Regions from separate parts of the Mus musculus genome. Here region 1 is linked to region 2. The links are chromatin loops, found by intact Hi-C in ENCODE. Cell type or tissue: left cerebral cortex. All regions are shown on one strand. Each heading gives the region's core, and the rest is flanking DNA. Links, peaks and the distances in the headings are about the cores only.

The links. A loop is a pair of places that touch in the nucleus more often than their neighbours do. Peaks named below come from ENCODE experiments on the same cell type or tissue, not always from the same donor. Only the 100,000 strongest peaks of a DNase experiment are listed, where the experiment ranks them.
Region 1: a loop joins it to region 2, with 2.8 times the contacts of the local background. A loop is called at or near these places in 2 of 42 quality-filtered maps.

Annotation. Positions count from the first base shown.
Region 1 is chr3:32,706,722-32,712,347 of GRCm38, reverse strand. Actl6a (actin-like 6A) reads right to left here and starts at 3,802. Exons shown (of 14, transcript NM_019673.2): 1 at 3,468-3,802; 2 at 404-480; 3 at 73-247. The coding sequence starts at 3,492. In left cerebral cortex, for the core only: a CTCF peak has its summit at 3,903; DNase peaks (open chromatin) are centred at 3,205, 3,425 and 3,803; H3K4me3 peaks cover 1,879 bases; H3K27ac peaks cover 814 bases.
Region 2 is chr3:32,457,089-32,462,088 of GRCm38, reverse strand. It overlaps Pik3ca (phosphatidylinositol-4,5-bisphosphate 3-kinase catalytic subunit alpha), which reads right to left. Exons shown (of 21, transcript NM_008839.3): 18 at 2,057-2,227; 19 at 492-609; 20 at 241-392. Among named protein-coding and RNA genes, the nearest start is that of Kcnmb3, 32 kb to the left of the region's middle. In left cerebral cortex, for the core only: a CTCF peak has its summit at 2,123 (motif pointing left); a DNase peak (open chromatin) is centred at 2,107.

The DNA.
Region 1 (5,626 bases), core at 309-5,308, 250 kb before region 2:
TTATAGAGTTAAAACAAACAAACAAACACTTGTTCATCTTGCAAGACATTGCGGTTTACAGCTAATTCATACCCATGCCATTCTTGAGTGGTGAGATGGCCTCCATGTTCTCCCTGGGCACGCGGAGGGCATTGGTGTCTATGTAGTAGGTGGGCCCGCCCTGCTTGCCTTTGTCACCATCAATCTCCATCATTGTACTTCCGTCATCTCTCTCCAGCACCACACCGATAGCCGTGGGGAAATCAACCTGGGACGTTAAAATATGGCGGGAAGGATCAGCTGCTCTCGGGAGGGGCTGTTTCCAGTGTCTACCTTCAGTTTTGCTTTGAGGTTCTGCTTGAATTTAATTTTGCACAGATGACTCTTGCCTACCCAAGTAATTCATTCATATCATTGTTCTTACCTTAGGGCAGTCCTCGCCAGCATAGCCAGCCCTCACTGTGTACGATCCAATGTCAAAAACAAGAGCGCCAACTTCATCTGAAGAGATTAAAAGAGAATTACTGAAGAGATTAAAAATAGAATTGCATATGCCTTTAATCCCAATAAGGGAGGCAGAGGCAGACAGATCTCTGAGTTCTAGGCCAAACTGGTCTACATAGCTAATTCTGGGACAGCCAGAACTACACAGAGAAACTCTTGTCTCAACAAAGAAAAGGACATATTTTATGTATATAAAATGAAAATTTAAAACTTTGTAAAAATCCATTACATTCACACATGATTAGCTAGAATCTAGTGTTTACCATTGTTGTTTCAAGACAGGGTGTCTCTGTGATCTTACGTGTCACAGAACTCACAAAGATCCTGTCTCTGACTCTCAAGTGGATTAAAACTATGCACCACCATGTCTGGCATGAACCTAGTATTAAATGCACCTTCAAGATGTATTTAATTAAAATATGGCAAGTCATACTGTTTTATCAATGGAGGTTTAATCAGGAAAGCCATGGTACACTGACAGCAGGTAGTAGTTTCCTTACTAAAGGAACTAATTATAAACTTCTATAGTCCAGGTACAGAAGGATGAACAAAGGACTGCCCTCATAATCCTTAAACTGAGGAAACAAGAAGAAACTGTTCCCAGAACCTAGAAGGTTTCTGCTGAGAGCTGTGGTAACAGCTGAATGATGCAGAGCTAAGCTGCCTATTCAGGGAGGGAGGGCCAAGCTCAGATTGCAATCCCAGGAAGACTCTATAATGCAGCATCCAAATTGGGGCATTTTAACTTGGGTGGGGAACACCAGCTTTTAACGATTATACTAAAACAAAAAGCACAGGCAAAAAGTATAGTTACCCTACCATCACCAAATCAAAGTTCAAAGCTGAAACCAGAGGCTGAGAAAGCCCAGAGGCCATCTCTACAGGCACAAGATGTGTATAAATGACAGCAAGGGAATCTGGTGGCACAAAACAAATCAAACAAACAAACAAAGGAAAGAAAAATAAAAACCACCGAATACATCCTAGTACAATTTCATCAATTATGGGGAATTATGTTTTGTTTCATGAAATGAAGAAACACAGCAAAATATGAAAACTGCACAGCATGGAAATTAGAGTGTAATTTATACAGGCCAAGTAAAAAGCATTTAATGAACGTATCATTTAAGTTACACATTCCAGACTTTAGGAGACAGTTTAGTGGTAAGAAAAAAGCTGGCAATCTTTTTCAGTCTAATTTAGAGAAAAGCCTCCATGTATATTTTCCAAATACTTCACCCCAAACAGCAGGCCTCCTAGGATAATGCACTTGGGTTTCTCAGTACTGGTTTTTCAATGGGGTCCCCCTCAAAATTTAAAACACTAATCCTACTTACCTACATTACTCAAATGCTAAGGCCTTAAAAGTTCTTCTGTTTCTCTAGTTAAAGCCAATCTATGCCCAATCTACCCAGTTTGGTGCTAGTTACAAAGAGGCACCCAAAGAGAATCACAGAGCTATTTAGTTTAGACATACCCAGTTTGGAGAAATTCCTAGTTTAAAAGGAGATGCATATGCAACTGTTTGAATGAAAATGTCTCCTATAGACGCTGATATTTAAACATCTGGGCCCCAGTTGGTGGTGCTGTTTATGGAGGTTTAGAAGATGTGGGCCTTGATGTAGGAAGCTGTCACTGGGGGACAGGCTTTGAGTTTAAAGCCCCCACTATTTCCAGCTGCTTCATGCTTGAGGTTGGACACGTGAGCCCAGATTCCTGCCCCACCATCATGCCTGCTGTTAGCTGCCATACCTCTCTCAAACTGGACTCTTACCTCTCTGGAATCATAAGCTAAAGTAAACTCTTTCTTCTAGAAGCTGATTTTGTTTTTTTGTTTCTTGGTTTTTTTTTTTTTTTTAATCACAGCAACTGAAAAATGACTAATACACTATGTGAGATGGGTAATTTACTAACTTCTCTGCTACAGTTTAATCCGAAAAATGTATTTAATACTTACCTCATAGGATAGGATGACTAAATGCCTTGAATGTTTTAATGTATAAAGCACTTACAGTGCTGACAAACAATAAGCCGATAAATATTAGCTAACGGTAATTATTACTGTCACACTTCTTGCCAGGGAAAAGACTACCGTTCCTAGAGAAACTACTATAGTTTATTCTCAGAAAACCCTACACAGCAGTTAAAATGAGTGGGCACAGATCTACTGACTCAATGCAGATATAGATTTGTTAGTGTGAGGATACTATTTAACTCTTGATGGGTGCGTGTTACCTGTACACGGCAGAGAAAGGAATACCCCTGCCTCATCCCAGAAGCAATTTGCTCCCAATTTACAACGAGTCTTTAAACTTTGAGCTGGTTGTTTAACTCTTGCCAATATTTTTTTCTTCGTTAACGTGAGGGATGGCAGCACCATCTCCTGTCAACATCCCCCCTAGAGGAGAGTCTCTAACTAGGTAACTACTCTTAAACAAAACAGTACTTAGAAGCCTTGTTTTCGTTATCGCCGATCTAGAAAAGGCTCCCGCCCAGCCGGACAGGAGAACTGCAGCCTGTACCTCAGGGATCCGCTCATCTGGGGACCGAGCACGCCTGGAACGATGTCCAGGCTGTAGTGGCTGCTGAAGGACCCAGAGCAGCAGCCGCAACACCGGGCGCCACTCGCACCCAGTGCCAACCCCGGGGGCCCGGAACCTCCGCGAGCTGCCCGGGACCAACGCGCGGCGGAACCGGTACAGTGAGGGACCCGGCGTGCCAGGGACTGCCATCAGAGCCCAGCCGGTAAGACGCGCCAAGGCCCTTCCTTGAGGCCATCTCGGAGCAGCGACGGGACAAGCCGGAAACCTATTGCGCGCCGGCCCGGGTCCGAAGAGAAGGAGAGGCCGTGGCCCATACGGGGACCGGAAGCACCGTCCAAAGACCGGAAGGGCCCGCCGAGGACCGGAGGGAAACGGAAGCGACTAGGGACCAGGCCGGTCGTTCCGGTCCGCACGCCCCGAGGCGCCGCTGCGCTCACTCACCTCCGCCGTACACGCCGCCGCTCATGGCTACTGTCTGGCGGGGACTGGCCGAAGACTACCGGACGAAAGATAACAGCGGCGTGACTCCTCTCCCTGAGAACGCCGGCCCCGCAAGCCTGCAACTTCCAACGCCGCCCCCTCCGGCAACAAAGCAGCGGCCGCACGCCCGCTGCACAGCCACTCTTGCTGGTTTCTCGTATCAACCAATGACAAAGGGTCCGGCTTAGTCATTAGCCAATCAGAGTGTGGCGCTGCTGCATCCCCGCGCGGTTTAGCCGTCTTAGCCAATGGAAGGCATCCGTAGGGGCAGGGAGAGGGAGAAGCGACAGAAGAAGGGAAGGTGTTGGGGTACGGGCAGGAGGGGGCGGAGCTTCGCGGGCGGGTGAGGTGGGTGGAGCTTCGCGAGCGGCCGGTAGGGTGGACCGAGCTTCCAGGAGCAAGGCGGGGGGAGTGGGTGGAGCTGTGCTTCGCGCGCGAATAGAGTAGGAGGAGTCTTAGGTGGGCGGGCGAGTGGGAGGGGCTTGGTGCAGGAGTGGGCCGGGTTTCGAGAGTGAGTTAATTAGGTACTGGGAATTAAGAGGCTTGCCTCAGGCCATCAACCGCTCTGGTTCTAAAGGATGGCTGCTCCCCAGGAGCCAAAGGAACTTGAGTGCAAGGAATCTGGAACTTGAGTTAGTTACCTGGGAGAGATCCCTGGCCTTTGATTGTGATGAATTCGGAATTTTTTTTTTTTTAAGCAGAAATACTTCAACTAACATTTATACTTGAAAAAGAAATGTGCACTTCACTTTGAATTAATCAGCAAATCAGATATAATAATAGGATCCATCATTTTAAACAATGGCTATTTATATTAAAAGACAGTACATTTTTCCAGCTAGATTTAGATAGCATTTAAAAATCATGACTTCAGTTTCTTTCATTTCTGTGAAAATCATTCACCAAGCAAGTGGAGCACTATTCAAGGAAGCACCCATTTGTAAATACCTCCCCAATCCGTGTCTACTGTTCTTAGTCTACATCTCTATCAGTGTCGCCCAGAACACTGTCTTTTCTTACCCCAAATTACTGCAACAATTTGTCCCTCTGCTTCTCTAGGCCTTAGATAGCCTGATCTATATAACCAAAGGCCCAAACCAGTCCTGCCATTCCAAAGCTCAAGTGTAATGTAGCTCTGTACCTGGTAGCAGTGCTTAAATTGAAGTGTCTAGGGTCTAGCTACATAGTGGCTACTTGTAACCTTAGGTGGGTTGAATAAACTCTCATCCATTTCCCTGCCATTAAGGTGGCAGGAATTGACCTGTCTGTCATAGGTTCAGGAATAACGCTAGTAAGAAAATGCTCTCCCGTTCACTTGACACTGTGTGCTGTGAGCTGACAGTGATGGTTTGGATTTGGGTTTTTTGAGAGAAAGTCTCACTGTGTAGGCCAGGCTAGTCTCCAAGTTGTAATCCTCCTGCCTCTGCCTCCTTGTACTGGAATTATAGGCACATGCCACCGTGTGTGTATTACTACATTTTAAATGATTCAAAAACAGTTTTAAGAATACTATGATACTCCCATGTCAGAAACCTTGTGCTGTGTTTTACTGGAGCATAGCCAAGCTTATTCACAGCTGTGCCTGAGGTGATGTGTCTGGTTAAGATGTAGAGCACATTACTGCCAAGTGACCTGTGGGAGGGGTTGCTTACTTCTCAATGTATGCAACACCTAACACAGCCTGCCTCAGTGCTGTGTACTGTGGTCCCCATGATCAGTGCTCACTGCCGATCAGCACCCCAAAACAATTCTATTTCCAGTCATGTTTTCATGTTTGACTAAATAAAACTGATAGGTTATTATGGACTGTGGTTCCAAGCCAGGCATTGTGGCACACAGTTTTAATCCCAGAATTCAAGAGGCAGAGGCAGGTGGATTTCTGTGAGTTTGAAATTAGCCTGGTCTACATAGTGAGTTCCAGGCCAGTAAGGGATGCATACTGGCTACATAGCAAGACCCTGCCTCAAATAGATATATACATGATAAATGTATAAGTACTATGGTTCCAATAATGAAAAATTGGAGAGATATTATTTTACTTTATAATATATAGTAGTACAGTTAAACCACTATCATTTAAATATCTAGCAATTCATTTACAAGTTTGATGGATTTACAGA
Region 2 (5,000 bases), core at 1-5,000:
ATAATTAGGGTGTTTAAAGGTTACTTCTTTTGTAGGTTGCACTTAGCTCAATGAAAGAAGTCATCTCCACGTGCCCCAACCCCGACATCGGACAGAAGAGACAATAAAGACCGCATCCCTGCCCCACATGCAGGCAGCAGCCCTGCAGTGCACAGTGGTCACGCACACACGGTCTTGGAGCAGTGCACAGTGGGCACGCACGCACGCATGCACGCACACACGCACGGCCTTGGAGCTTACCTCTCAAACTCTCTGGTCTTGGTGTACTCTTGTGCTCCCTTACTAATCACAATCAAGAAATCCTGTGTCAACACAAATGGCACACGTTCCCGCTTATAGCCAAATTTTTTCTTCTTGTGATCCAAAAAGTGCCCAAAATCTATATGAAACAGCTTTCAAAATAAGAAATTACATTTTAGTTCAACATGCAGACATAAAAGATCTTGAGTTAATATATCTGAAGACCCAGAAGGCACTTTAAACGCCACTACCTGTCCGTCATCTTTCACCATGATGTTGCTGTTGTGCCGGTCTCCAATTCCCAAGATAAAGGTTGCCACGCAGTACCCAGCGCAGGACCGAGTGAACAGGTCAATGGCTGCATCATATCTACAGCAAGGAAATACACACCTCATATGTGCTATGGAAACGGAGTGGCTGCGGCCAAACTGGGGAAATACGGCTGACATTTCTCATTAATATCAGGAAAAAAAGTATGTCTGAAGAGCCGAGAAGTTCGGAGACTCTTAGTCTCAAAGGACTTTTCAGATGTTCCTTGGAATCTAAGCGTAATTCTTATCAGAATAAAAGAAACATCCATCATGGTCTCTTTCTCCATGGGATATGTAGCTGCAGTGTGTGAAGGCCAGGAGTTAGCACTCGCTGTCTTCTAGCATTCTCTTATTCCTTTAAGGATTTGTTTTTACTTATGTGTTTTTTTTGTGTGTGAATGGAAACACACCTGTGGAGGCCCAAGAGCGTGTGTGGCCCCATGGAGCTAGAGACAGGCAGTTAAAACTCTCAGATATGGTGCCAGGAAGCAAATCTAAGTCCTCTGGAAGAACAGCAAGTGTTTTTAACAACTAAGCCAATTCCTCAGCATCTCACTGTGTAATTTTTGAGACAAGGTCTCTCACTGACCTGGGGCTCACCACTGACTGTACTGTGGGCAAGCCAGCCCCTAAGATGGAACTGTTCAGGCTCCTTGCTTTGAGCATACACCATGAGGCTTTTAAGGGTGTCAGAGATTGAGCTTTGGTCTTCACATGTGTGCAGTAGTACTTCCATCAGCCAAATTATCTGTATAGCTCTATAGTCCCCAGTGTTTCTTACAATACATCCCAGGCAACCTGAAACTCACAGAAACCCTCCTGGGTTAGCCACTTGAGTGCTGGAATAAGCCAAATACCCAGGAGAAAATGATTAAAAAAAAATATAAAGATAAGGTCTCACTACATATAGCCCCTGCTAGCCTGGAAACCACTATGTATACTAGGCTGGCTTCAAACTCAAGAAACATCTGCCTGCCTCTGCCTCTGTTTTTCTATGTAGCTTAGGCTGGTCTGGAACTGAAAACCCACTTGCTAAGTAATGGGATTAAAGGCATATGCCACCACTGATAGCTTTGAAAATTAATTTCTAAAATATCATTTTGAAAAACAAACTAGGAGTAAAGATTCGAATGTATAATGTTACTTTAGAAAGAGATTTCTTTTTCCTTCTAATGATATAGCTATGTATGGGCATGTGCGGCTGAGTACAGGCACTGTGAGGCCAGAACAGGGCATCAGGTTCCCGGGAGCTAAAGGTACAGGTGATTGTGAGGGACCCGCGCAGGGACTGGGAACCGAGTCGGGTTTTTCTAACTGGTACACATGTTCATTTTGTTTATAAGAATTAAAAGAAAGAGAATAAGAGACACAAGGTGATTGATCAGGGTCCACCAAAGCAATTCTTGTTCACTCACAATAACCTCCAATGTTTCAAAGTTCAGTCTATTTCTCTTGAGCTCAGTGGTGAACCACTAGCATCCCCAGGAGCACGGGAGCAAACTCACATCTCGCCCTTGTTCTTGTCCTTGAGCCATTGATGCAGTGTGTGGCTGTTGAACTGCAGCGCCCCCTTCAGGCCTCCTTTGCACTGGATTTGCATGATGGTGTGAGAGTTTCTCACCACCTCGATGAGACCCACACAGTCCCCAATGGATAGACAGCCATAAGGTAGCATGCTGGAAATTGACAAAGGCAGAATCTTAAAACAGCAAATACTTTTAATTAAAATAAAAATATAATCACACCATCCTCCTACTGTCCCCTTTAGTCATTTGCATGCACATTCTGTTGCTCGATCTCAAACTCACAGACCTTTACTTCCTTGTTGGTACTTACGCACCGTCTTCCTGAATATGTTTAATACAGTCCATATAATATAATGTTACTTGTATACATGTTTTCAGGGCAGACCACTTGGGATTGGACAATCTAGGGGCTCTTCCATCTGGGGACATTGTCTCCCACTTTCAGCATTTCTTAGTTGCCTGCAGTCTCTGTCTAGGGTTGTGGCCTCAGGTGATTCCCTCTACCTCATTAGCATGCCTACTGCTGTCATCGTTGTTCATGTCTTGTAAATCTGAAAATATATATATATGCTTCCTGCCTTGATGATAACAGACTGGACCTCTGAACCTGTAAGCCTGACCTAATTAAATGTTGTTCTTATAAGAGTTGCCTTGATCATGGTGTCTCTTCTCAGCATCTCAGAATCTCTACATTCAATTAGTTAAGTTTATCACACAAATGACCTTTGTCTTAACATACTCTTTACTTTTTTATACTGACAAAACTATTCCTAAAAATGAGCCCATCTAAAATCAAATCATGGTCTGTTAAGGTGCCATTTTGTACGGAACAAAACCATCTGTATTAAATAAAGCTCTGACGGGGACTGGATAGACAGATGGTTAAAAGCGTTGCCTGCTCTTCCAGATGACCCAGGTTTGGTTCCCAGCACCCATATGGTAGCTCACAGTCTTCTGTAATCCAATTCTTGGGGATCTTTCTGCCTTGTGGTGGTTAGAATATGTTTGGGCCAGGGACTGGCACTATTAGGAGGTGTGGCCTCGTTAGAGGAATGTGTCACTTCGGGGTGGGCTCTGAGACTCTTCTCCTAGTTGCCTAGAAGCCAAGTCTTCTCCTGTTTGCCTTTGGAACAAGATGTAGAACTCTCAGCTACCATGTCTGTCTGGATGCTGCCATGCTTCCTGCCTTGATGATAACAGACTGGACCTCTGAACCTGTAAGCCTGACCTAATTAAATGTTGTTCTTATAAGAGTTGCCTTGATCATGGTGTCTCTTCTCAGCAGTGGGAACCCTAACTAAGACAGACCTCCATTGGCACCAGGCATGCATGTGGTAGGTATTCATACATACATGCAGCAAATACTCATATACATAAAACAGAATAAAAAGTTAAAACCCCCCCAAAACAAAAAAAGTGAGAAGACTGACTTCCACATTCTTTCAAAACGTGTTTTTGTCTGGGTCTGCTGACCAACTGTATTTTAAAAAGTGATTAATTCACTCATCGATTATTTTTTGTCTATGCATGCGCCCGTTTACATGAGTTTACATGCTGCCACTTGGGTGCTGGAAGCCAACTCTGGGTCCTCCGCAAGAGCATCCCGTAGTTAAGCACTGGTGCACATGAGCAGGTCGATGTGGATGGTTGTTTTATTTTTCTAAGATGTTTCTATCTCAGCTTCCCTAGTGCATGGCTCACAGGTATATGATATCATACTTCGTTTAAACGAAGTACATGAAGAAGCATGTATACACAGGTAGCCAGGAAAAGGAAGGATTATGTGATGGTTTTCCTTGATACTATTCTATAGTCTAATAAGATATTTGAGTTGCAATGTGAACTATAAAACTGTATCAATAAACTTGATGGCTACATCTAAATTGACGTGTGTTGTAGGTTTTAACATTAAGGACATTATGGGTCCCTATACTACTCATTTAGAAGATAGTCTGCCTTGTGAGTTTTATAAATTTTCTAAACTTACTTTTTATTATGACATAATAAAAGATAAAATATATATTTTTTTGATTTGGTCTTGATATGCAGCCCTGGCTAGCCTGGTAACCACCTTCACCTCCTGACCAGAATCCTCCTGCCTCCGTCTCAGGTATGGGATTACAGATGTGCACATCATGCCTGGCCACAAGTATAGATGCTAGCACCAATCGCATTTAGAAAGTTCAAGCTGGACTATAGTTTGGGGAATAGTGTTTTCACAATTCTAATATTCCCTCAGAAATTCAAATTTTATTACTGGCAACAAAACTGCCATAGCTGTTTTCCTTTAAACGACACACGAAGGAGGTTTACTTTCAAAGAAAACACCTGTCAAATAGCCTAACTGAATTATGGCTTGACCGTTAGATGTTAAATTTTGGTATTTTTGGAACAGGAGTTTGCTATATCTGGGATGGCCCTGGACTTTTTAAGATAGTCCAGGTTGGCCTGAACTCTGGATTTGTCTGCCTTAGTATTCTGACTTCAGGGCTTATAGGCAAAGTATCTACACTTGATTTATCAGTTTGTTTTTAAAGTAAAAATGGTATTCCGTGAAAAAGCACCTAGTTCTACAACTTACATCCATAAATGCTCTTCTGTGATATCTGTATTTGTGGATATGGATGAAGCGGTTCTGGGTACTTTTATCTTGTACTGAATATTGAAGAGACACACAGTGTGCGCAGTCAAGGTGGGGCCACGTCCCTGACAGGCGCACAGCTCTGGATCACTCTTCTTCTGTGGTCAACACAGCTGAAAGGAGTTAGAGATCTGAGGAGAGCTCTGACGTCAGACATGGAGTGCGGAGTATGGAGTTTGCTCTGTTGGATTTCAGTCTTGCTTTGGTCTTGTTTCTCCTCACTGTGCTCTTTCCTTCCTTCTAGAATGATGATGTATACTCTGTACTACAGTATGTTGGAGC